Linked DNA regions of Mus musculus: regions 2 and 3 are each linked to region 1. The links are chromatin loops, found by intact Hi-C in ENCODE. Cell type or tissue: left cerebral cortex. All regions are shown on one strand. Links, peaks and the distances in the headings refer to the core of each region. The heading gives the core; the rest is flanking DNA. Region 1 has its middle 44 kb from the start of Lyst. Region 2 overlaps Lyst (lysosomal trafficking regulator). Region 3 overlaps Lyst (lysosomal trafficking regulator).

The links. Peaks named below come from ENCODE experiments on the same cell type or tissue, not always from the same donor. Only the 100,000 strongest peaks of a DNase experiment are listed, where the experiment ranks them.
Region 2: it touches region 1 in a loop (12-fold over the local background); 3 of 42 quality-filtered maps call a loop at or near these places.
Region 3: it touches region 1 in a loop (9-fold over the local background); 5 of 42 quality-filtered maps call a loop at or near these places.

The regions. Positions count from the first base shown.
Region 1 is chr13:13,542,102-13,550,571 of GRCm38, forward strand. No RefSeq gene overlaps it. Among named protein-coding and RNA genes, the nearest start is that of Lyst, 44 kb to the right of the region's middle. In left cerebral cortex, for the core only: no CTCF peak of the experiment used is centred there; DNase peaks (open chromatin) are centred at 3,686, 4,146, 4,284, 4,889 and 1 more place; H3K27ac peaks cover 3,182 bases.
Region 2 is chr13:13,699,626-13,708,095 of GRCm38, forward strand. It overlaps Lyst (lysosomal trafficking regulator), which reads left to right. Exons shown (of 53, transcript NM_010748.2): 32 at 6,877-7,053; 33 at 7,994-8,070; 34 at 8,397-8,470. Among named protein-coding and RNA genes, the nearest start is that of Gng4, 80 kb to the right of the region's middle. In left cerebral cortex, for the core only: no CTCF peak of the experiment used is centred there; DNase peaks (open chromatin) are centred at 4,020 and 4,382; H3K27ac peaks cover 194 bases.
Region 3 is chr13:13,608,817-13,617,286 of GRCm38, forward strand. Lyst (lysosomal trafficking regulator) reads left to right here. Exons shown (of 53, transcript NM_010748.2): 2 at 5,026-5,111; 3 at 7,731-7,929. The coding sequence starts at 7,738. Among named protein-coding and RNA genes, the nearest start is that of Gm30836, 22 kb to the left of the region's middle. In left cerebral cortex, for the core only: a CTCF peak has its summit at 4,235 (motif pointing left); a DNase peak (open chromatin) is centred at 4,227.

The sequences.
Region 1 (8,470 bases), core at 1,732-6,731:
ATGTGCTGCAGTGTTTGGAGATAGTAGGCAAAATAAATTTGAGATCTACCATTGGAGGATTAGTTATTAAGTTGCAAAGAATTATCTTGAATCGGCATTCACCCTTTTTTAGTCAACATATTCGTGCTCATACTGGATTGCCAGGACCCCTTGCAGAAGGGAATGATATAGTTGATAAAGCTTCCAGAAAATGCATGGCCTTTTTAATGGCCTCATCTATTGTTCTGGCACGTGATTTTCATGCACAATTTCATGTTAATTCAAAGACTTTGTCATCACGATTTAAAATTTCTCGAGCAGGGGCGAGAGAGATTGTGAAGGCATGCAAAACCTGTGCCCCTTTATTGCCTCAAGTCAGTGTGGGGGTTAACCCCCGGGATTGAGCCCCCTACATTTGTGGCAAATAGATGTTACCCATTTTCTTGAGTTTGGAAAGTTAAAATATATTCATGTCTCCATAGATACAGCCTCTGGCATTATTTTTGCCTCCTTACAGACAGGCGAGAAGGCACGCCAGGTCATTGCACATTGTTTTGAGGCTTGGGGTGCCTGGGGACAGCCTAAAGAACTAAAGACTGATAATGGACCAGCCTATACTTCAGCCTCTTTTGTTCCCTTTTGCCAGATGATGGGCATCCGTCTGGTGCATGGGTTGCCATACAACCCTCAGGGCCAAGGCATTATTGAACGAGCCCATCGTACTTTAAAAGAATGTTTAATTAAACAAAGGGGGGGGGGATTGCCCCTGCTGGGTCCACACCAAGAGAGAGATTAGCCATTGCCTATTTACTTTGAATATTTTGAATGAAGATAAACAAGGGCATGGTGCAGCTGAGTGACACGATAATCCTGATATTTCTCCAAAAGGCATGGTCATGTGGAAGGATAACTGGTTGTTGGAAGGGCCCTGACCCAGTGTTGGTTTAGGAGAGAGGGTCTGTTTGTGTGTTTCCCCAGAATCACCGGCAACCCCTGTGGGTCCCAGAACGGCTGACCAGAGCAAGCCATGGCAAGCAGAACGATGAGGACGTGGATGTTCCTGTGGCTGGGAATGCTTCCGCTAGTGAGAACTGAAGAGTTGGGGAATTATGTCTGTGTTCCCGAAACCCATGCCAGTTGACGCATTCGGCCCAAGTGTTTCCTCGGTTCTTTACATCTAATGCTTCGCTGCAGTTGCCTTTTTTACCATGGGATGGAGATATAGCTCCAGTGCAGGAATCTATGCAGCTTCAGCTAAAGGGATTGTTGTGTTTTCAGATGATTCAAAATATTTCACAGATGAGTGATTGTGTTCAGCTGTATCTATTAAAGCTAATGCTACCTGGATTCGAGGGGTGTGGCCAGTCAGTATATCCAAGGGCAATGGCACTATTCCCTCCCAACCTAGATGGGCCCCCCTTTTTGTAGGAGTGTTCCTGATTCCCTTCCACCTTGGGCAGTGAAGAATTATTTTTTCTTTCCCCCTTATATAGGTACAGTCCATAATAGTTCCTTTTCAGGGTATAATTGGACATATCAAAATCCAGCTCAAGTAGGAGCTAGTAATCCTTTTAATGTATGGTTGTTATGTGGGGTGAATGTTAGTTGCACTGATCTTTCCCCCTTAAGCATGGTGGTAGGAGGGGCCTGGGGCAATGCAAATTTTTATTTAAATGGTTCTAATGTGTTTAAAACTTCTGTATTTCAATCTGCTGGAGGAAGGAATGTTTCTTTTTAGGCTACGCATGTTTGTATGTGGCCTCCTTTTGTGTTTATTGTTTATAATGGTAGTTATGAGAATAATGTTGTTAATTGTAGTAGTGATATTTGTTATTATAGTATGTGCTGGAATGCATCTGAATATCATTTGGCTGTTGTGACTAGGATACCTTGCTTTGTACCTTTGCCTGTTCAAGCTACTTTGTTTACAAACTGCCTCGGCTGTGAATAATTTATCCGCAGGTGTTGCAGAAGCTTTGGATTGCTGACAGCTGTCTCCAGCTTGAAAGAGTGAGCCGGAATTGATGGACTTGCCCTGTGTCTGATATTAATCAGCATCCTGGCCTTCTGGTGTACCTGCCTCATGCAGAGTCGTCAGCGCAGAGCCCAAGCCTTGGTGATACAGGCTTTTGCGGCAGTGGAAACAGGACAATCTCCTCAAGTGTGGCTTGGCATGCTAGAGAAGTAGTCAATGATAGGTAAGACTCCCTGGGTGTGTCACCAACCTAAGACAGGGATCAAACCAATGCTGTTTGTCTCCCAAGGACAGGTATGGGGCATTGCTGCAGGGGGCAACCTAAGACAGACATTCCCTCTGCCAATAAGTAAAGAAGGGGGAGATGTAAGGAGCGGGTGAGGCAGCAGACCCAAGATGGCGCCCGGGACTGCAGCCAAGTCTTATGACTTGCACCTGACTTCCTTATACACCTGAAAATAAGTCACAACCATCGTGAGAACTGCGCAGGTGCACCATGATGCAAGATCGGACCATATGACAAGTAATGATTCTGGCCAATGGACTGCTGTTACGTGGACTGAGCTGATGGGGCGTGGTTGAAGGGTAATATAAGGGATTGCAACTGGGGACGGAAAGAGAATTACTAGAAAGATTACTAGAGAGATTGATTTCTGGAGAAAGATTCCTGCATGCATGTTGAAAGCTTCCTGAATAAACTGCTTTGAGAAGAACATAGTGTGTCATTCCTTTCTGCTGGTCAGAATCGGAGGCGACAGTTGGGAGTTTGACCCTATGGCCTTGTGTATGCTAGGTAAGTGCTCTACCATTGAACTGCATCTCTAGCCACTCCAGCCCCATATACTTAGATTTAAAAAAATTTTTTTAAAGATGGAGAAAAGCTACAAAAAATATCTGGATAACCTTCCCCCAGATTCACCTGTTATTAAAATTGCCTTTTGTTTGCTCAAGCATTCTCTCTCTCTCTCTCTTTCTCTCTCTCTCTCTCTCACACACACACACACACACACACACTCCCTCTCTCACCTCTTATTTATTTACCATTTACCAGCAATTTATTGCACCACATAGAAATAAACCACAGCCTTCGCAGCTTTTACTGTAAACGCCCTGGAGTGTAGAGAATTGACTGAAAGCAAAGCAGTGTCTGGCAGGCAGCACTGGGCCTAACCCTCAGCTTGCATTTGACTGCAATGTTGCAGCCTATGGACATAGACACCTTATGGTTTTTTCCCACAGTCCCAAAGTTGAAAACCCAAGGCCAAGGTGCTAATTGCCATGGTAAGATCCTTGTCCTGATTTGCTCTTGGCACTGTCTTCCTGTATCCTCACATGTAAGAGGAGAGGAAGGGATGAAGAGAGAGAGCATAGACAAAAAAGAGAAGAAATAGGAGAGAAATAAATAGATACAAAAAGAGGGGTGGAGGAGAGATCATGCAAGGACAGGGCCCCACCCCGTGACCTCACCTAAATCCCTTTCCCTCTTAAAACCCTGGAATAGAGTCTTCATTTAGGGAGACAGAAACATCCAACACACAATTACCATAGACAAAATAACAGGATCCAAAACAGCCTGCACTCAAACGCTCCAATTATCGCACAGTCTTCCTCGCGTACACTTTTCTGGTTATTATGTCTCTTTGGTCATCTCTTATCCACTTCTGAGCCCTTGAAAGATGACTGGTCTGACCCCATTCTAGAATTCTCCCTCTTTCCATGAATGTGTGTAATTTGTGATGTGGACAAGTTCGAAGCCCCTGAGCCCCTTGCAGAATGCCCCTCAGCATGGATTAGTCTGTTCATTTCTAAATAGGTTCGGATTACATCTCTCAGACAAGAATGCACTCTGAGTGTCATGGATACCATGCAAGAGGAGGCCCCATTTGTGTTTACATTCTCTCTCTCATTCTCTCTCTCCCTCTCTCTGCTTTTCTTTTAGGAGACCTAAACACCCTGCTTTAACACCACTTAACTCTTTTTAGATGATCTTTACCTCTCTCAATTGTTCATTAACAGCATTTTAACGTTCATTTTAACTCAGCAGCTTGACAGTTTTCCTAATTGCATTTTTTTCCTGCTAAAGCACACAGAGAGCAATTCACTATTTTTAAGCCTCTCATTTTCCTCCCCTTGACAAGGCCTTATATAGCTCATGCTAGCCTCAAACTCCTCACATGTCGAAGGATAACTTTAAACTGTTGTGTGTGCACATGTGTAAGGGCTGGTATGCAGGTGGCAGAGCACCCATGTGGAGGTGAGAGGATCACTCCCATGTCATTCCTTGCTTTTTGTCTTGCTTGAAGTAAGTCTCAACTAGTTTGCTCCTGTTTAAACACCATGCTAATCAGCATCTCCACCTCCCATCTCACCACAGAGATGCTGGGAACAGACAGCTCCTGGGAATCCAAACCCAGGTCTTCACACTGTGAGCAAACACCTGGTCCACTGAGAAATCTCCCTAGTCCTTGGATTTCTTTTCTTTTTCGCAAGTTTTCAGGCTGGCCCTCAACTCACAGAGATCTTCCTCCTCTGCCTCCAAAGTACTGAGATCAAAGCATCACTTATGGGTGACCCTTGAACTCCTGATCCTCCTGCCTCTATCTCCCAGGTTCTGGGATTGTAGGTATGCACTACATACACATGCCTGGTTTATCTGAGTCTCATTATTCCACTGTCCTGTGCTTCATTGCACACGATGGAGAATAATACAGTGTAGCTTATTTACTCTTTACTATTATTTAGGCTCTTGTTATTGGTGGTGTTTGTTTTGCTTTTGGAAATGCTGACTGCATGAAAGTCTTTGCACTGTCTGCCTGTCATCCTCTCCTTTAAGAGACATTCCTGGAAGTGTACTGTACGTTCAGTTCTGTTTTCCATGCAAGCAGGCAGACTGCTCTCCAGAAATATCACACAGTTCACACCTTCAGTGAATCAGCTGTAAGGGAACAACAGCTCCAACACACATGGAAACAGGCACGACCAGATGGCAGAGCATTTTGCAAGAGAACTGGCTGGCCCAGATGCTTCAAAAATGTTCACATCTCAATAGACACACATATGTATGCACTCACATAATACATGCATGCTTGCCTACACATGTCACCCGCAAGACATAGGGTTAAATAATTTCTCAGAGCTCCAAATGAAAGGTGTCAGATGCTCTATTTTCTCCTTGGCTTCATTTTATTTTATTTTATTTTATTTTAAGAGAAACATTGGACAGGGGCAGAGAGATAACCCAGTCTATAAAATACTTGTAAGTATAAGAATCTGTGTTTGGTCTCCCGAACCTGTGTGATCTAAGCTTGGTATGGTGGTCCAGGCTTATAAACCCAGCTTTCATCCCAGCAGTAGGTAGGTGTAGATAGGCAGATTCCTGGGCCTCACCTGCGTGGTGAGTTCCAGGAAGATGAAAGACTGTAGCTCAAAGGCAAGAAGAGCAGCACTTGAGGAATACACTCACAGTTGCCCTTCAACCTCCTCTGCATGTGAGCACGTGTGTACAAGCACCTACATACACATATGTAGCTCCACACACATGAACACTCACACAATCAAAAATAAGAAAGCACTGGTGACAACTGATCAAGGCGGCTTGTGCCTCAACCACAGATAATGACCAACAGCTTAGAAAACAGTAGTTTGATGCTGTTGAGTTTCCCTCTGGATCTGAGGGTAAGGAAATGACTTTTGACTCTTGTTAAAAAGAAAAGAACAGACTCCCATCATCTTCTCCATTGGAGTGGCAGGGTTATCTCCCTGCAGGCCCTCCCCACCTTGACCATCTTTTTGTTTCTCACACTTTTGCCAATCTGTAAGTCAATAACTCGCCTTGCTTTCCACAGCTCATCTCTGGTGCACTCGGAGTTCTCCGGCATATTAGCTACTTCCACATCTTTGTCATGAGATGCCTGACAAAACAAAAGAAAGAAGGAAAAATGGGGTTTGCCCATTGTTCCAGAGGGTTCAGCTCATGAGTGCTTGGCTGCATGTACATGAGAGAGCATCATGGCGGGAGGAAGCTGTGGTGGAGGAGAACTGGACTCTGACAGAAAGGAAATAGATTCTAGGAAGGAGCTAGTGACAAGCTATTTCCCAAGGACCCACCTGACTTCTCTAGCTAGGTCCCTCCTTTCAAAACTTTACAAAATTAACCCTCTGCTGGTGACTTTTATGTCAATTTGACCCAAGCTAAAGTCATTCAAGAGGAGGGAATCCCGTTTAAGAAAACAGGGGGACTTTTGGGATAGCATTGGAAATGTAAATGAAGAAGAAAATACCTAATAAAAATATTTATTTAATTAAAAGAAAAAGAAAAAAGAAAAAGAAAACACCTCCATAAGATTTGGCTTTAGGCAAGCCTATAGGGCATTTTCTTAACTAGTGATTGATGTGGGAGGGCCCAGCCCATTGTGGATATTGCCATCCCTGGGCTGGTAGTCCTGGAAAGCTGAGCAAGCCATGAAGAGCAAGCCAGTAAGCAGCACCCCTCCATTGCATCTGCACCAGCTCCTGCCTGTAGGTTTCTGCTGTTTTGAGTTCCTGTCCTCACTTTGATGATAAACCACGATGTGCAGCATGATCCATATAAAGCCTGTCCTCCCTAAGTTGGCTTGGTCATGGTGTTTCCTCCCTAAGCCCAACCCTACCACCTGGGAGCCAAGCATTTAACATGGGAGCTGCGAAGACATATCACACTCAAACCATAGCAATGGGTAAACAATATTGTCTAGTGCAGGCATGACAAGAGACATGCCTGGATTTCCTATCTAAGCTAGGTGACTTATATCACATTATTTAAACTTTCTGTGCCCCTGGCTTCTGGTATCTGAAATAAGGACGTTAACAATCCCACTGAGTTGTGGCGAGAGCCCAAAGAGACTGTTACATAAAACACTTGGAATACATTCCAAAGCCATGCTTCAGAAAACAGCAGCATTTTCACTGGCACATTACCCCTGCTCTGTGGGGATGGAGCCTGGGTTTGAAACAGCCAGACAAGGGAAAATGAGTCAGTAGGAATTGTGCTTGCCTTGAGCAGCGACCGTGGATCCTCAGGTACCATGTAGCATGTGGTCTGTGGAGAGTGCTGGACATAAGTAGATGTTGGGAATGGGGACACCTCTTAGACAAAGCTCCTAGTCCCTGAGACTGCAACCATCCCTGGAGGAATGGAGATATATTCTAAAGAGATACTCATGCCCTTCCCTTTGGCTAACAGTCTACTGCATTTGGAATGTCCTAGGAGTCCATGATTAGGTCTCTCTCTCTCTCTCTCTCTCTCTCTCTCTCTCTCTCTCTCTCTCTCTCTCTCTGATACACACACACACACACACACACACACACACACACACACACACACACTCATCAGAAGAAACTGGTGCAAGAGGCAATGATAGATCCAAGATGGGCAAGATGACACCTTGATTAGGACTGCTTAAATTTTTGCCCTCTATTTAAACCCCAGCCATGTGTTTGGACCCCTAAGCGGTGTTGTAGGAATGACTGGACCTTTGTTCTTTTTCCCATTGTGGCCACATTGAAAACATCACCTTTCACTGTTGCTTGTCTCAATTAGCTTGATGAGGCTGGGTAGCTGGGCCTAGCTTGTTAGGTTTGCCAGGGCTCAGGATTTGCCCCTGACAACTTCAGTAACAAGATTAAGGGGGGGAATAAAGATGTGTTCTGTCCTCTCGGAGCTTATTAAGGAAGAGAAGGGAGAGAGCAGCCCTCTCGAGTTGCCCTGGCTAGACACAATTTTTGCATATGCTCTAAGTAGCTACTCAATCTGGTTTGCCCCTGCATGCGATTAAGCCTCTGATGCAACGAAGTGCCATTTCTTCAGGGGTGGAGCCTGTCTTCCCTCAGTCCTCCATTTTCTCTACACTCCCTAAGGTTCTCTGCCTGTCTGTGTACCAGGCACTATCTTGGGGATCTGCCTGGCTTGGCCAGAACACCCAAAGATTTCAGCTCTCTGAAGGGGAGCTGGAGCAAGGTGGGCTGCAGGGCCTTTTCTGTGGCTGCAGCTGCCTCTGAGTCCATGGCTAGGAGCCAAGGTCAGGGCCACTCAACAGGAAGTGGCTGCTGTAGGCTCAAGTAGCTTCCAGGGAAGGAAACTTCAGGAGAGAAGTTTCTCTTCCCTGGAGTGTTACCTCGATAAGACAGGCACTCTCAGACGATCTTTGGTGAAATAACTCGTGCACTTTATTCCTTGTGGATAGGATCTTATAAATAATTTGGGGTGGGTTGGAATCCACAGGCAGATGCTTTCCACTGGCTTGGTCTGAGATGTTAGGGATGCCTCATTGGCAAGTGAAAGGGCTTCAGGTGTTGTCCCTATGTGACTGATTATCACAGTGCTCTCCATAGGGTGTTGTGGTCATGTGTTACAGGACAGGCACTTGGTTGGGAGTAGATTTAAATGCCTACCGTTCTCAATTATGAGAATTGCTGGGGTTTCTGAATCTGCTCGACCTTGCCAGGTTTTCTAACTGATAGCACAGTCCACTGCCCCAA
Region 2 (8,470 bases), core at 1,478-6,477, 160 kb after region 1:
AGGCTCCTGTCAGCAAACACTTCTCAGCATCCACAATAGTGTCTGGGTTTGGTATCTGCATATGGGATGGATCCCCAGGTGGGGCAGTCTCTGGATGGCCTTTCCTTCAGTCTCTGCTCCACTCTTTGTCTCTGTATTTCATTTAGACAGAAGCAGTTCTGGATTAAAAATCTGGAGATGGGTAGTTGGCCCCATCCCTCAACTTAGGGGCCATGCCTAACTTCTGGATATGGTCTAGATAGGTTCTCCCTCCTCTTTGTTGGGTATTTCAACTAATGTCATCCCCGTGGGGTCCTGCTTCCCAGGCATTTGGGACTTTCTGATTGCTACTCCCAGTTTCCCATCCCCCATTGCTATACACCTCTGTTTAACATCCTGACCCTCTGTACATCATCTTCTCCATCTCCTCCCATACCCGATTCTGCCCCTCTTTTTCCCCTCCCCACCTCTCTTTCTCCCAAATCCCTCCCACCCTATACTTCCCTTGATTATATTGTTCCTCCTTCTAAGTAGGACTTAAGCATCCATTCTTTGGTCTTTCTTCCTCTTGAGCTTCATGTGGTCTGTGAGTTGTATCGTGGGTATTCTACACTCTTTGCCTAATATCCACTTATCAGTGAGTACATATCATGTGTGTTCTTTTGTGACTAAGTTACCTCACTCAGGATTATATTTTCTAGATCCATCCATTTGCCTGCAAATTTTGTGAGGTTATTATTTTGAATAGCTAAGTTCTACTCCATTGTGTCAATGTACTACATTTTCTGTATCCATTCCTCTATTGAAGGATATCTGGGTTGTTTCCAGCTACTGGGCTATTATAAATATAGCTGCTATGAAAATAGTGGAGCATGTGTCCTTATTACATGTTTAAGTATTTTCGGGGTATATGCCCAGGAGTGGTATAGGTGGGTCCTCAGGAAGTACTATGTCCAGTTTCCTGACGAATCATCAGACTTATTTCCAGAGTGGTACTGTCTCTGTGCCCTCTGGTTAGTCTGGCTAAGGGTTTATCTATCTTGTTGATTTTCCCAAAGAACCAGCTCCTGGTTTGATTGATTCTTGGTATAGTTCTTTTTGTTTCCACTTGGTTGATTTCAGCCCTGAGTTTGATTATTTCCTGCTGTCTACTCCTCTTGAGTGAATTTGCTTCTTTTCAAGAGCTTTCAGGTATGTTGTCAAGCTGCTAGTGTATGCTCTCTCCAGTTTCTTTTTGGAGGCACTTAGAGCTATGAGTTTTCCTCTTAGCACTCATTTCGTTGTGTCCCATAAGTTTGGGTATGTTGCGGCTTCATTTTCATTAAACTCTAAAAAGTCTTTAATTTCTTTCTTTATTTCTTCCTTGACCAAATTATCATTGAGTAGAGCGTTGTTCAACTTCCATGTGTATGTGTGCTTTCCGTTGTTTTTGTTGGTATTTAAGATCAGCCTTAGTCTGTGGTGATCTGATACAGTGCATGGGATTATTTCAATCTCTTGTATCTGTTGAGGCCTGTTTTGTGACCATTTTGGAGAAGGTACCATGAGGTCCTGAGAAGAAGGTCTGTTCTTTTGCTTTGGGATGAAATGTTCTAGAAATACCTGTTAGATCCATTTGATTCATAACTTCTGTTAGTTTCACTGTGTCTCTGTTTAGTTTGTACTTCCATGATCTGTTCATTGCTAAGAGTGAGGTGTTAAAGTCTTCTACGATTATTATATGGAGTGTGATGTGTGCTTTGAGCTTTAGTAAAGTTTCTTTTATGAATATGGGTGCCCTTCCTTGCATTTGGAGCATAGATGCTCAGAATTGAGAGTTCATGTTGGTACTTTTCCTTTGATGAGTATGAAGTGTCCTTCCTTGTCTTTTTTGATAACTTTTGGTTGAAAGTCAATATTATTTGATATTAGAATGGCTACTCTAACTTGTTTCTTGGGACCATGTGCTTGGAAAATTGTTTTCCAGCCTTTTACTCTGAAGTAGTGTCTGCCTTTGTCACTGAGGTGGGTTTCCTGTATGCAGCAAAATGCTGGGTCCTGTTTACCTATCTAGTCTGTTAGTCTATGTCTTTTTATTGGGGAATTGAGTCCATTGATGTTCAGCGATATTAAGAAATAGTGATTGTTGCTTCCTGTTATTTTTGTTGTTAGAGCTGGGAGCATGCTTGTGTGGCTATCTTCTTTTGTGTTTATTAAAAGGTTACTTTCTTACTTTTTCTAGGGTGTAGTTTCCCTCCTTGCGTTGGAATTTTCCATCTATTATCCTTTGTAGGGCTGGATTTGTGGAAAGATATTGTGTAAATTTGGTTTTGTCATGGCATATCTTCTTTTCTCCATCTATGGTAATTGAGAGTTTTGGTGGGTATAGTAGTCTGGGCTGGAATTTGTGTTTTCTTAGGGTCTGTATGACATCTGCCCAGGATCTTCTAGCTTTCATAGTCTCTGGTGAAAAGTCTGGTGTAATTCTGATAGGTCTGCCTTTATATGTTACTTGACCTTTTTTCCCTTACAGCTTTTAATATTCTTTCTTTGTTTTGTGCATTTGAAGTTTTGACTATTATGTGATGGGAGGAATTTCTTTCTGGTTCAGTCTATTTAGAATTCTGTAGGCTTCTTGTATGTTTATGGGCATCTTTTTCTTTAGGTATGGGAAGTTTTTTCTATAATTTTGTTGAAGATATTTCCTGGCCCTTAAGTTGGGAATCTTCACTCTCTTCTATACCTAGTATCCTTAGGTTTCATCTTCTCATTGTGTTGGATTTCCTGAATGTTTTGGGTTAGAGTCTTTTTTTTTATTTTGCATTTCCTTTGACTGTTATGTCAATGTTTTCTATGATATCTTCTGCCCCTGAGATTCTTTCTTCTATCTCTTGTATTCTGTCGGTGATGCTTTCATCTATGACTCCTGATCTCTTTCCTAGGTTTTCTATCCAGAGGGTTGTCTCCCTTTGTGATTTCTTTATTGTTTCTAGTTCCATTTTTAGATCCTGGATGGTTTTCTTAAATTCCTTCACCTGTTTGGTTGTGTTTTCCTGTAATTCTTTAAGGGATTTTTGTGTTTCCTCTTTAAGGGCTTCTATTTACCTGTGTTTGCCTGTATTTCTTTAAGGGAGTTATTTATGTCCTTCTTAAAGCCCCCTATCACCATCATGAGATGTGATTTTAAATCAGTGTTGCTTTTCTCTGGTAATCAGAACCATAGATCAGTTCTTGTTACCCCAGTTCCACCAGAACTGGGTTCTGATGATGCCAAGTAACCTTGGTTTCTGTTGCTTATGTTCTTTCCCTTGCCTCTTGCCATCTGGTTATCTCTGGTGTTAGCTGGTCTTGCTGTCTCTGACTGTAGCCTGTGTGTCGGTACTCCTGGTAGACCAGTTCTCTCCAGGAGGTATTTGGGTATGTAGCACTGTGGCACAGAATCAACTCCTGGCACATACAGAAACTGGAAGGTTCGCTCCCAGGCTGCTCCTCGGTTTCTGTGTCCTGAGGGCTCCGGGTGGGTCCCTTGGAGCAAAAGTAGTGATGATCTTACCTGTGCTCACAGGTGTGTCCACACTCCTGGTAGACCAGCTCTTTCCTGGCTTTATTTGGCTAAAGTGATCTTTCTGTCTCCCATGATGTCTAGTTTTTGTGGGCTGTAAAAAAGATCATTTCACATGAATCCTAACACCTTTTCTCATCAATCAAGTGTTGATCAAAGGATACTAAAATGAGATATTAGACACAACTTACTGTTTGAGGTCAGATATTTTTTGCATATTATTATTTTGCACCCCAACTATCCAGAAACATGTCGTAATCCTCCTGCTCAGCCTGCCAATGCTGAGGTCTAAGCCAGTGTTCCTGACTGTTCCCCAGATAGTGTCTTTTTAAAAGATAATTTAGAATGTCACTGAATACTAAGCTGAAATATTTTTAATGTTATAAAACGAACATTATTTTAAAGACATGTAGCAAAATACTCCAGTCGTGTACCGTTTTTATTTGCCAACTTTTCAGTGCTTTTATTCTCGCAGCATCTGTTGCTTTTCCTTTTTTGGTCAGGTAGCAGCTGTCTTCTGACTAATTTAAAATGCTGCATTGAACTAAGCTTTGCTGCTTTCACTATTGCTTATGTTCATCTGAGGCTTTTAGCAACATATGATTCAGCATGTTAGTTTAAATATCATCTAAGATGTAATCGTTTCTAGAACCATTTGTTGACATTTAATTCAATTCATTTTTTTAAATGCCATAAAGCTAAATTCAGTCATGTTTGTATCAATGAAGATTTCTAAAGTAAAGGACATGTGTGCAGTTTGTTGGCATAATTATTGTCTAATATTATGTACATGTGACAAACAGATGTGATAGACAGAACATGAAGGCCCACCCAACAAAACTAGGAACCAAAATTTGATTTAAGTTTGCACTTCAGAAGACAGCTGTCATCCCCTTAGGAACTCTGATCTTGGCTTTAGGCCTGTTCGTAGCCTGGCCCACACTGGCCCTCCACTTGGAACTCATGTGGAACTGAGAGGCTCAGGGTTGGCATCTCACCTTCTTCTACTGAGGGAAACTCAGAGGAAAGGGAATGGAAATGCACTTTTACTTTAAGGTTAAAAGACAAGTTTCTCGTCTAGCTTGTGGTTGTGTCTTTTCCTTTATCCCCAGTTTATTATCTATTTTTCCTTAACTTGTTCTCCCCAGAAGCTGAGTAACTAGATTGCTTCATGTCAGCCTTTTATTAAAGGTTCCTAATACACACAGAGAATTAGAATAATATGGTAACTACCACATAACCCTCATATTAAATGTAGATTTAGTATTTTACAGTGTCTTTCTCACATTGGTGTCATTTCTTTTTTTAGTTTTTAAAAGTAGACTGTAGAAATCATGACATTTTCTTTTCTTTTTTATTAGATATTTTCTTCATTTACATTTCAAATGCTATCCCGAAAGCCCCCTATCCCCTCCCCCACCCTGCTCCCTGACCCACCCACTCCCGCTTCCTGGCCCTGGCATTTTTCTGTACTGGGGCATATGATCTTCTCAATATCAAGGGCCTCTCCTCCCATTGACGGCTGACTAGGCCATCCTCTGCTACATATGCAGCTAGAGACACGAGCTCCGAGGGGTACTGTTTAGTTCATACTGTTGTTCCACCTATAGGGTTGCAGACGCCTTCAGCTCCTTGGGTACTTTCTCTAGTTCCTCCATTGGGGCCCTGTGATCTATCCAATAGCTGACTGTGAGCATCCACTTCTATATTTGCCATTGGTGTAGCCTCACAAGAGAGAGCTATGTCAGGGTCCTGTCAACAAAATCTTGCTGGCATATGCAATAGTGTCTGGGTTTGGTGGTTGTATATGGGATGGATCCTTCGGTGGGGCAGTCTCTGGATAGTCTTTCCTTCCATCTCCGCTCTGAACATTGTCTCTGTAACTCCTTCCATTCTAAGAAGGAGTGAAGTATCCACACTTTGGTCTTCCTTCTTCTTGAGTTTCATGTGTTTTTCAAATTGTGCCGGATGGTGGTGGCACACGACTTTAATCCCAGCACTTGGGAGGCAGAGACAGGAGGATTTCTGAGTTCAAGGCCAGCCTGGTCTACAGAGTTCCAGGACAGCCAGGGCTATACAGAGAAACCCTGTCTCAAAAAAACAAAACAAAACAGAACAAACAATAAAAGCAAATTGTATCTTGGATATTCTAAGTTTCTGGGCTAATATCTGCTTATCAGCGAGTGCATATCATGTGTGTTCTTTTGTGATTGGGTTACCTCACTCAGGATGATATCCTCCAGATACATCCATTTGCCTACGAATTTCATGAATTCGTTGTTTTTAATTGCTGAGTAGTACTCCATTTTGTAAATGTACCACATGTTCTGTATCCATTCCTCTGTTGAGGGACATCTGGGTTCTTTCCATCTTCTGGCTATTATAAATAAGGCTGCTATGAACATAGTGGAGCATGTGTTCTTATTACCAGTTGGAACATCTTCTGGGTATGCCCAGGTAAGGAATTGCTGGATCTTCTGTTAGTACTCTGTCTAATTTTCTAAGGAACTGCCAGACTGATTTCCAGAGTGGTTGTACAAGCTTGCAATCCCACCAACAATGGAGGAGTGTCCCTCTTTCTCTACATCCTTGCCAGCCAGCATGTGCTATCACCTGAATTTTTGATCTTAGCCATTCTGACTGGTGTGAGGTGGAATCTCAGGGTTGTTTTGATTTGCATTTCCCTGATGATTAAGGATGTTGAATATTTTTTCAGGTGCTTCTTAGCCATTCAGTATTCCTCAGGTGAGAATTCTTTGTTTAACTCTGTAGCCCATTTTTTTAAATAGGGTTTTTTGATTTTCTGGAGTCCACCTTCTTGAGTTCTTTATATATATTGGATATTAGTCCCCTATCTGATTTAGGATTGGTAAAGATCCTTTCCCAGTCTGGTGGTGGCCTTTTTGTCTTATTGACAGAGTCTTTTGCCTTTATAGAAGCTTTGTCAATTCTTGATCTTACAGCACAAGCCATTGCTGTTCTGTTGAGAAATTTTTCCCCTGTGCCCATATCATTGAGGCTTTTCCCCACTTTCTCCTCTATAAGTCTTAGTGTCTCTGGTTTTATGTGGAGTTCTATATTACTTTTAAAAGTACTTTTTTCTATCATTTAATAAAATTAGGAATAATTCTGTAATATCAAATACCTAATACATTATTAAATTTCACCTACTGTATTGTCGTGTCTTTTACAGTTGTAATAAATCTTACCCAACCAACTAACTTTAGAAATATATTTAAATTATCATTAAATAATTTAAAATCAAAACTACAAATATAATTAAATTTATTATTAAATAATTTAAACAGAAGAAATAAAATTCTTTATAACTAAAACCTTATTACTTATTTTTAAAGCATGGAGCCAAGTTGGTTTTGTATTTGTCAGAGTTGATACATAATCATCAGGATGAGTTAAGTGAAGAAGAAATGGACACAGCAGAACTGCTTATGAATGCTCTAAAGTTATGTGGCCACAAGTGCATCCCGCCCAGTGCCCCTTCCAAACCAGAGCTCATTAAGATCATCAGAGAGGTGAGTCTACCAATCAGAGTTGTTTTTTAGGAAATCCTTTTGAGTACACTTAACACAGTGACTGAAAGATTGTTTTACTATTGATAATATCTTGCAATTATTAATTTTTGCTAATGAGTTTTTGATCAGGAAAGGAAAAATAGAGTTATTTAGGGTAACTTTCTATTCTCTTTGGTTTTTGTCATCCATTATCTATAGACTTCAATGAAGGAAGGATTATTATTGAGATTTATTTATCTTATGTATATGTATATGTTTTGTCTACATATAAGTCTATTTATCACATGTGTGCAGTAACCTTGGAGATCTGAGGAGAAATTGGAGTTAAGGTGGTTGTGAGTCATCGTGGGGTGCTGGGACGGGAACCCCAGTCCTTGGCAAGAGCTACAAATTCTCTGTCCCCATGAAGGAAAGATTTATGTAGTGACAAGCACATTGAAACATACCTGCACTTAAGATTCTTTAACAAGCAAGTGAAGTAAGCAGGTAGCTATGTAAATTCAGGAGGCTGGGGAACCTAGTTAATTATTTTGCTATGGTTTTAATGACTCAAACTATACCAAAATAAGAGGGAAATTATAATATTGTCTAAGTGGCTTATTTATTTAAATAGTCTGGCCTTCTGAAAATAACTTACTACCTTAGATTCGAAATTACTTTGTAAGACTAAGTGCCAATATTATATGAGAAATAGCAAGTTTAGGAGCTCAGAATATAGATCAGCTTGTAGAGTGCTCACCTGAAGGTCTTGGGTATGGTGGTATATACCCGTAGTCTCAGTACTAGGGAAGGTGGCACAGGAGGATTGGGTGTTTATGGCCACCCTGGCTTACATAGGGAGTTCAGTGCTATCCTGAGATACATACAATCCTGTCTCAAAAAAAAGAAAATAAAAGAAAACAGAGAGTAAGTTTTATACATTACTGTTTCAATCTTTTAGGAGCAAAAGAAGTATGAAAGTGAAGAGAGTGTGAGCAAAGGCTCATGGCAGAAAACGGTGAACAACAACCAGCAAAGGTGCGCTTCCGTGTTCCAGAGGCCTGTCCTTCCCACGCTGTTCAGGGCTCGACACTTAGCCTCTTTTCTTTCTTTTTCTTTAGGTTTGATTTTGGAAACTTGTGGGGTTACTTTGTTTGTATGTATGAATTTGTGTTTGTATCTATGTGTGTGTTTGATCTGTGTGCACATATATCTATATATGTGGTATGCTGGAGACGGTACTCAGGTTCTCCAGCATGCTAGTCAAATGCTATACCACTGAGCTGTATCCCAGCCTGAGGTGTACTGTTCAGATACTTAATGTTTAGTGAATACTTAACTTTGGAACAATCTTGTTGGTTTAGTCTCTTCCAGAGGCTCGATTTCAAATCCAAGGATATATCTAAAATCGCTGCAGACATCACCCAGGCTGTATCAC
Region 3 (8,470 bases), core at 1,614-6,613, 67 kb after region 1:
TTAGTCCTGGGCTTTCTATTAGGCCTGTTCACCAGAATCTCTTAGGAAGCTTGTTAAATGGGTTTCTGTTGGGCCATCTTCAGCTTAGGGGATTGAAGTCTTTGAAGGTGTAACATTGGAGAGTGTATGGGTGATTCTGAGACCCACTAGCTAGTAGGTTAAGTTCTTGGTATAATGCCAAAAGTCTTCTGATTTTCACCTTCTACTCCATCCTCCTTTCCCCTGTATTCTAATGATAATTAATATAATTATAATTACAATATCCAACAGTATAATGTCCTCAGTGACTTAACTGGAACTGCTTCCTGTCTGTAATACTTTTTTCCCTCACTTTTGTCCATCTTCTACTTAAAGCTCCTTTAGCTTAAAGATCACCTCTTTCAGGAAGCTTTCTGGACTCAAATTTGGGTCAGGTGCCCTTAACAGTTTAAAGGATCCTCAATCCTGGCTTTCCTTTGTCAGTGTATCATGAGCTTTTTGTGGTAGAGACAGATTTTTGTGCATGTGTGTTTTATATTCCTTTTTACATGTTATTTTTAAATTACATTTATTTATTTGTATATGTTGGCGATGTGTATCCCATGACACATGCATCCAAGTCAGAGGACAACTTGCTGGAGTCAGTTCCTTCCTTCTACCTTGTGAGTTCCTGGAATCAAACTTAGGTCATCAAGTTTGGTGGCAAGCACCTTTACCTACTGAGCCATTTTGCTGACCCAGTGTTTTGTATTCTTAATCCAGTACCAACTAGATGTTCTGTAATTATAAACAGGAAGAACATGGAACCAGGCTGGTGTGTTAAATTAGTTCTTGTCACTGACAAATGAGACAAATAATTTAAAGGAGAAAGATTTATTTGTGTTTGTGGTGTCTTATGTCTCACTTGATGGTTATCTGGTTTCATTGCTTTTGTTCCTGAGGTAAGGCAGAAAATCGTGCCAGTAGGATCATATTAGAGAAAGGCTATTTACTTTGTAGTAACTAGGAAGCAGAGGTAACAGGAAGGGGTCAGTGCCAAGATACCTACTTTAGGGGCATATCCTCAGCAACCCACTTCCTCCAGCTAGCTCTGCCTTCTACAATTTGTTTTTACCTCCTGATTGTCATTGAACCTTGACTGTATCAGTGGATTGAACCAGTGATTGGGTCAGAACCCTCCAGATCCAATTCTCTCTGGAAAACGCCTCAGATATACTCAGAAGTTCTGGTCTCACAGTTCAATAAAATTGCCAAGATTAGCCACCACAGCTGGGATACAGCAAATTGAGGTATGGGGTTCAGGCACATGAGAAATGACTTAGCAGGTAGAAGCATTTGCCACATGAGCCTCATGACCTGAATTCAATCCTTAGAATGCTTGTAAAGGTAGAAAGAGAACTGACTGTACACAATTGTCCTCTGACCTCTACATATATGCCATGGGATGTGTGCATACATGGTTTGGATGAGAATGATTGCCATAGGCTCATATTTGAATACTTGGTTCTTGATTGATGAAACTGTTTGGAAAGAAGAGGTATGGACTTGAGAGAGGAGATACGTCACTGGGGGTCAGAGTAGGGAGGTGAGCTTTGAAGTTGGAGAAGACCATACCATTCCTAGTTAGCACTCTTTCTGCCTCCTGCTTGTGGATCAGATATAAGCTGCTAGATTCTGTTCCTGGGCCATGCCTGCCTGCCTACTGCCATACTCCTAGTCGTGATGGCCATGGGCTCACCCTTTGAAACCGTAAGCCCCAAGAAACTTGTCTGTAAGTTGCCTTGGTCATAGTGTCACTTAGCAACAATAGAAAAATAACAAAGGCATATGTTCAAATACAATAATAATAAAATTAAAATAAAAAATAAGTTTGTAAGGTTTAAAGAAAATATAAATAAGATGCCATGGATATAGACTCTGGAAACAAAAGTAATCATATAGCAGTCATAGTGTTTTTAATGGAACAACTGGAAATACATGAAGGACAAAGAGATAGGAAAATAAATGAGGCAAATAGACTGATTTTAAAATAGCATGTGCAGAAGGAAGAAGGATATGAAACCATATAATATTCATAAACAAGACTCAAAAACACATTCTACAAATAAATTGTTAACAAACTGACCCTGTAATTGAATTCAAAGAATAAGAAAAAGTTCTCAGCTTCCATTCTTCGTTTTCTCTGACTAGGAGAGAATGATCTGTAGGCCGACTAATGAAGATGAAAGTAAGAAACATAAAAGAAAATTGAAGCCCAAGGCAAGAGAGGAGATCTAGGACCTCTGGCTAGTCTAGATGAATTCACACCTCATGGTCAGATTCCATGCAGATTTGTTAATGTTTTGGCTAAACTGGTAATCTTTGAGGAATTGCAATAAACATGAAAACTTGTAAGAAGCTGTGGAAGTGCAGTGTTTGAAAATTTAAGGGAATGCAGATTCCATAGATTTTAGTGAACTTGACATTATTCCCACAAAATTCTAGAGATGATCTTAAAATATTGGTAGATATTTACACACAGGAAAGGCGAGCAGTAATGTGCCTCAGTTCTCTACGAAGAATTCATTCCAGATAATATAGCTCACCCTGCCCCCTTTGATGGCAGGTACAGCTACAGCTGTACTGTATCTAGATTTCTGTGGGATGTTGACTGAGTTATTGCTGCACTGTTCACTAGTGGTGTGGCCTGCACCTACTCCCTAATTCTCACAAAGATATGTGTACTCTTGCATGATTTCTTGTTCATTCCTGTCTGTTTTATTTCCCAGAGCTTATAATAATGTGTGATCAAGACTGTGCACCAAGATACTCAAGGCAGTCTTTAAGTCTTTGGATTTTAAGTATTTTCAAATAGTTGAAAATCACTTTTATTTTTTATTCCTTGTTATTAAAAATAAAGCCCGTAACTAATGAAGAAACATTTTCTCATGTCTTATAGGTAAAACTAGAGCTAAACTATACAGATAGATAAACAGAAACATCTTATCACCCTGAAGCACAAAATTTCCCTTAGCATTCTGAAGGAGCTTTCATTGTATTATACACAGAAAACTTTGAGTTTCATTTCAAGAATTCAAACAAAACAAGGAATTTGAGAATATGAATTTTGGTGGGAATTTATCATTATTTGGTTTTGGTATTTTGAGTTCTCCTATATCTTCAAATACCATTCACCCTGCTAGGAGAGTAATAAATTGGCTGTCTGTAAGAACATTGAGCTATATATGGGTGATAGTCTACCATTCCCTCGATTTCCCTGTTTAGAAGACTGATACTTGTCTCATTCTCCTTTGTGGTTAATTTGTCTCTTATCTGGAAGTAGGAGTTGGAAAAGAAAGAGTGCTGTGATGAAGTTTATAGCTCTATATTCCAGGATTTCTTTCTTGAAGACTCAGTTCTTAGAGCTAGGCATTTATTCTTTATTTTACTTTTTTTTTTAATTAAGAATTTCCAAATTGTGGACACTTTGCCTCTTCTTAGAATTGGGAACAAAACACCCATGGAAGGAGTTACAGAGACAAAGTTTGGAGCTGTGTCAAAAGGATGGACCATCTAGAGCCTGCCTTATCCAGGGTTCCATCCCATAATCAGCTTCCAAACGCTGACACCATTGCATATACTAGCAAGATTTTGCTGAAAGGACCCAGATATAGCTGTCTCTTGTGAGACTATGCCGGGGCCTAGCAAACACAGAAGTGGATGCTCACAGTCAGCTATTGGATGGATCACAGGGCCCCAATGGAGGAGCTAGAGAAAGTACCCAAGGAGCTAAAGGGGTCTGCAACCCTATAGGTAGAACAACATTATGAACTAACCAGTACCCCGGAGCTCTTGACTCTAGCTGCATATGTATCAAAAGATGGCCTAGTCGGCCATCACTGGAAAGAGAGGCCCATTGGACACGCAAACTTTATATGCCCCAGTCCAGGGGAACGCCAGGGCCAAAAAATGGGAGTGGGTGAGTAGGGGAGTGGGTGGGAAGGTATGCTTTTGGTATAGCATTGGAAATGTAAATGAGGAAAATACCTAATAAAAAGTATATATATAAAAAAGAAAGTTAAAAAAAAGAGTTTCATGTATGCATATATTGTTTTGATCAGTTCCACACTCTATTCCCTCCTTTCCAACTCCTCCCTTATCTGCACCACTCCTATTCCCTATGCTCAGTTTTCATATGCCCTGTTTTTCTCTCTTTTTTAAAATCCCAGAGTCACTTAGTGTTGCCAGTGTACATAGATGTGGAGCCCTCTGCTGGAGCATAGGAAACCTCTTAGGTGCTGCATCCCTGAGGCAAAGTGACTGAGCCTCCTAGCAGTCATCATTGCCTGTAACTCTTCAGGGGAGGAGCTTCCTGACCACCTCCCCTCTTCATGCTGGGGTTTTGTCTGCATTGATCTTGTGTAGGTCTTGATTATTCAGTCACAGCCACTGTCAGTTTCTCTGTGAAACTTTCCTGTTGTATTGTGGAAAACGCTGTTTTACTATAGGCATCTGTTGCTTCTGGTTCTCACAATCTCTCTATCTCCTTCCTACATCCCTGAGTCTTGGGAGGAAGGGTGTGATACAGATGTCCCATTTGTGGCTGAACAATCCGCAATCTCATATTCTTTGCATATTGACCAGTTATGGGTCCCTGTGCTAAATTACTGTCTACTACAAGCTTCTCTGATTCCAGTTGAGAGATGCACTAATTTAGGAGTTGGTGCTCTCTGTGCTAGATGTGTAGCTTTGCCTCATTCTCAGCTTGGGTGGTCGGGTGGGGTTGCCCATTGGGTAGTACTCCCTGTATAAGGTGTGGGGCTCTGCCCCTTTCCCAGGTGGCAGGTTATTAGGGGTCAGCAGGTGAGTGGGTAGGCAAAGCTACCTGTGAGGTGGTTCTCAGAGGTCCTCTGCTGGCTAGGATTTCTGTGGTTTTGGGATTACAAATAATTAATTGACTGTTACTTGTATCACATACAAAAACAGGCTACTGATTTTTTTATCAGAACTTTATTAACATTATTTGATTATTATTGCCACTGATGTATTTGTATCTTCTTCTTATAGGTGAAGCCTTATGCTGAGACAGTTTTATCTAGTTCATGAACCCAAATTATATACAAGCTGAATGTTACAGAAGTGCTGAAAGACTGGTGAGTAACATAATAAATATTAACAGTTAGAAGACTTGAGTCAGGTAAAATTTTGGAGCTATATAGTTAAAGTAGACAGATTCTTCCTAGGAAAGTGTATATGCAGATTGCTGTGATTTAGTATAGCACATACTGCTAGGCGATTCAAAGCAGCGGCTGTCAACTATGAGTCATAAGCCCTTGGGGTTGATGACCCTTTCTAGGAGCTGCATATCACATATCCTGCATATCAGACATTTATATTTATGATTCCTAACAGTAGCAAAATTATAGTTATGAAGTAGCAACAGAAATCATTTCATAGTTAGGAGCTGTTAATAAAGGTTGAGAACCACTGGTTTAAAGGAAAGAAAATAATATTAACAGGAAAAGTGCTTATAAATACCTACGACACACTTTCTATATAAAAGTTTTATGTAGTAAATATTTTCATAGCCGTAAACATGTATACACTATAAAAACATGGATGGTAATGATAAGTATCAGCCGGTGTGGGTGTAGGTTTCCTGTGATGTAATCGTGGTTCCTGTGCACACACATATGTATATTCACAAACTTAACTCAATATCATCAGTGCTACCATTTACAAATTCTGGGTGTTGGCTACAATCTCATGTTACAGATCTTTTAAAAAATGCTTGTGTGTAGTTTATGTGTATCCTTTGTATTTGTGCTCACATTATGTTTCTGTATACTTTTCTGAGTATGTGAAATATTGGAAAAGTTTAAGAAAAATATGTGGTTGTCTTTTCAGTTGATTCTCAGAATGGATGGAAAATATTCAAGTATATCGAACATTTAACTTGGGAAGTAATGTACACAATGTACAACATAGAAATAGAAAAACCTTTAGTGCCATATTAGTGTTGTGCTCTATTTGTGTTAATGTGATTAGGATGGACCTTTTGTAAGAATATTGCATAGAATTTATAACTTTGGCATTTTGTAGATAGTGGTAACTTGTTGCCCAGCATAGTAATTATAGTCAGTGATGATATATTATATTCTTTTAAAGTGTAAAACCATGGGCCTTAGTGTTCTCATAAGTGTAGCATAATTAAACTCACTAATTAACTTGATTTAACCAGTCCAGAGTGTGTGTAAGTAGATATATGTGTATTTAAAATCTTGTGTTACATGCAATAACTAAAATTTTGTCAGATTAAAAAAAAAGCAAGAGAGCTAATGTGAAAAAAAGCTGTTACATGTATGAATGTTTTTCTTGTATTTATGTGTGTGCACCATGTGCATGCCTGCTGCCTGCAGAGGCCAGAAGAGGGTGTCAGACCCCTAGGAACTGCAGTTACAGAAGGTTCTTAGCTGTCATGTGGGTTCTGGGAACTAAACTTAGGTTCTCTGCAAGAGCATCAACTATTCTTTTTTTGTCTTTTATTAGATATTTTCTTTATTTACATTTCAAAAAATTTCCCCTTTCCAGGTCTCCCCTCTGGGAACCCCCTATCCCGTCTCCCCTCCCCCTGCCTCTATGAAGGTGCCCCCACTCACCTACCCAGTCCCGCCTTCCTGCCCTGACATCCCCCTACACCGGGGCATCGAACCCCCACAGGACCAAGGGCCGCTCTTCCCACTGATGTCCAACAAGGCCATCCTCTGCCACATACACGGCCAGAGCCATGGGTCCCTCCATGTGCAGCAACTATTCTTAAGTGCTAAGCCTTCTCCAGCCTTCCAAATTACTTCTGACCATAGATAAAGCTATTCTGAAATTCTTTGAATATACATTTGTGATTTTGTTTTCTGAATGTTTATACATTTTCCCTCTATATTCATCCCTGTGTGTTTTACCTTGCTGTTTTCCTTAATCTTAAATGCCATATTGCCTTTTATTTGGCTAAAAGTGGCAAAAGCTCAGCAGCTGAATTTCTGCACTCACCTGACAGGAACCACCACTTCCAGCACTGACTAAGTGGTTTCTGGAGGGTAGACAGTGACGGCATTGTATCAAGAGGAAAACTCTGTGTTGTATTTTATCCTATAGCTTAATATTTATTTATTTTCATTTTATGTGCATGAGTATCTTTTCTGCACACATGTGTGTGTTTGTGTGTGTGTGTGTGTGTGTGTGTGTGTGTGTGTGTGTATTCAAGTTGGGTGTGGTAGCACATGCCAGAAGGAGACCTTGAATCCCCTGGAACTGGAGTTACAAGGCAGTTGTAAGTTGCCATATGGATTCTAGGACTGAATCTAGGTCCTCTGCAGGAACAGCAAGGGTTCTTAACCACTAAGCCATTTCTGCAACCTCCAGTTTATATTGTTAAAAGAGCCATTTATCTGTTTTAAACATGTAAAGCAAGAACCCTTTCCTAAGTAATGGTTTATTATGTAAGAGAGAAAGTCAGACCCTCCCTGAACTGCCACTGCTCACTAGTGTCTTCTCCCACGCAGTGTCATTTATGTCTGCCTACTGTGTTTAGGTGTTTCAAACCTGGTACTAGCACTGTCATAGGAATTACCTAATAAGGTCAGAGCTATTCCTGAGAATAGTAGAGAGCTAGGAACTGAAATATAGCAGTTTTAAGTAAGTCTACAGAAATCACATATATTAAAAGGTAAATGTACATTTTTTTTTAAAATTCTCATATCCTGTTCATTTTATAGCTCTGTCATGAGCACGGACAGCAACTCATTGGCACGTGAGTTTCTGATTGATGTCAACCAGCTTTGCAATGCAGTGGTCCAGAGGGCAGAAGCCAGGGAAGAAGAAGAAGAGGAGACACACATGGCAACTCTTGGACAGTACCTTGTCCATGGACGAGGATTTCTGTTACTTACCAAACTAAATTCTATCATTGATCAGGTAACGTCATATCAGACAATTGTTCATCAGTATGTTACTGTTGGTCATCGATTAGTAACTTCCTGATTTCATACTTCCTCAGAATCTCTTTGTGTTAAAGTGATTGACACATTATGTATCTTTCACATTACTCCAACAACAAAAAAATAGCCCTATTTGTGAAAATATTATTTATTTGGATACTTTAAAAACTGAAACATATTACAATTTCAAATGGCCATTTTTCTAAACAGGTTTTGTATATAGGCTTTTTGTAGTTGATTTGAACACATCAGTCATAAACTACAAGTCACCAATATTACATTGTTAATACATTAAGGAAATAAATAGAAGCACTTCCCTTCGGTGTCATTTAACCAAAATCAAGGCCAGATTTAGATTCTCTACATAGACATGTTCTCTATGTCTTCCACCCTTTGTCTATTGCATGAGTATGAATCTGTGACTGCCTAAAGTTTGTCTTGTGAATCTGTCTGTGTCTGTGTGTGCTGTCCCTAGCTGTGTGCCTGTCCCTAACAAAGGGTTTTGTTCTGTCTTCATT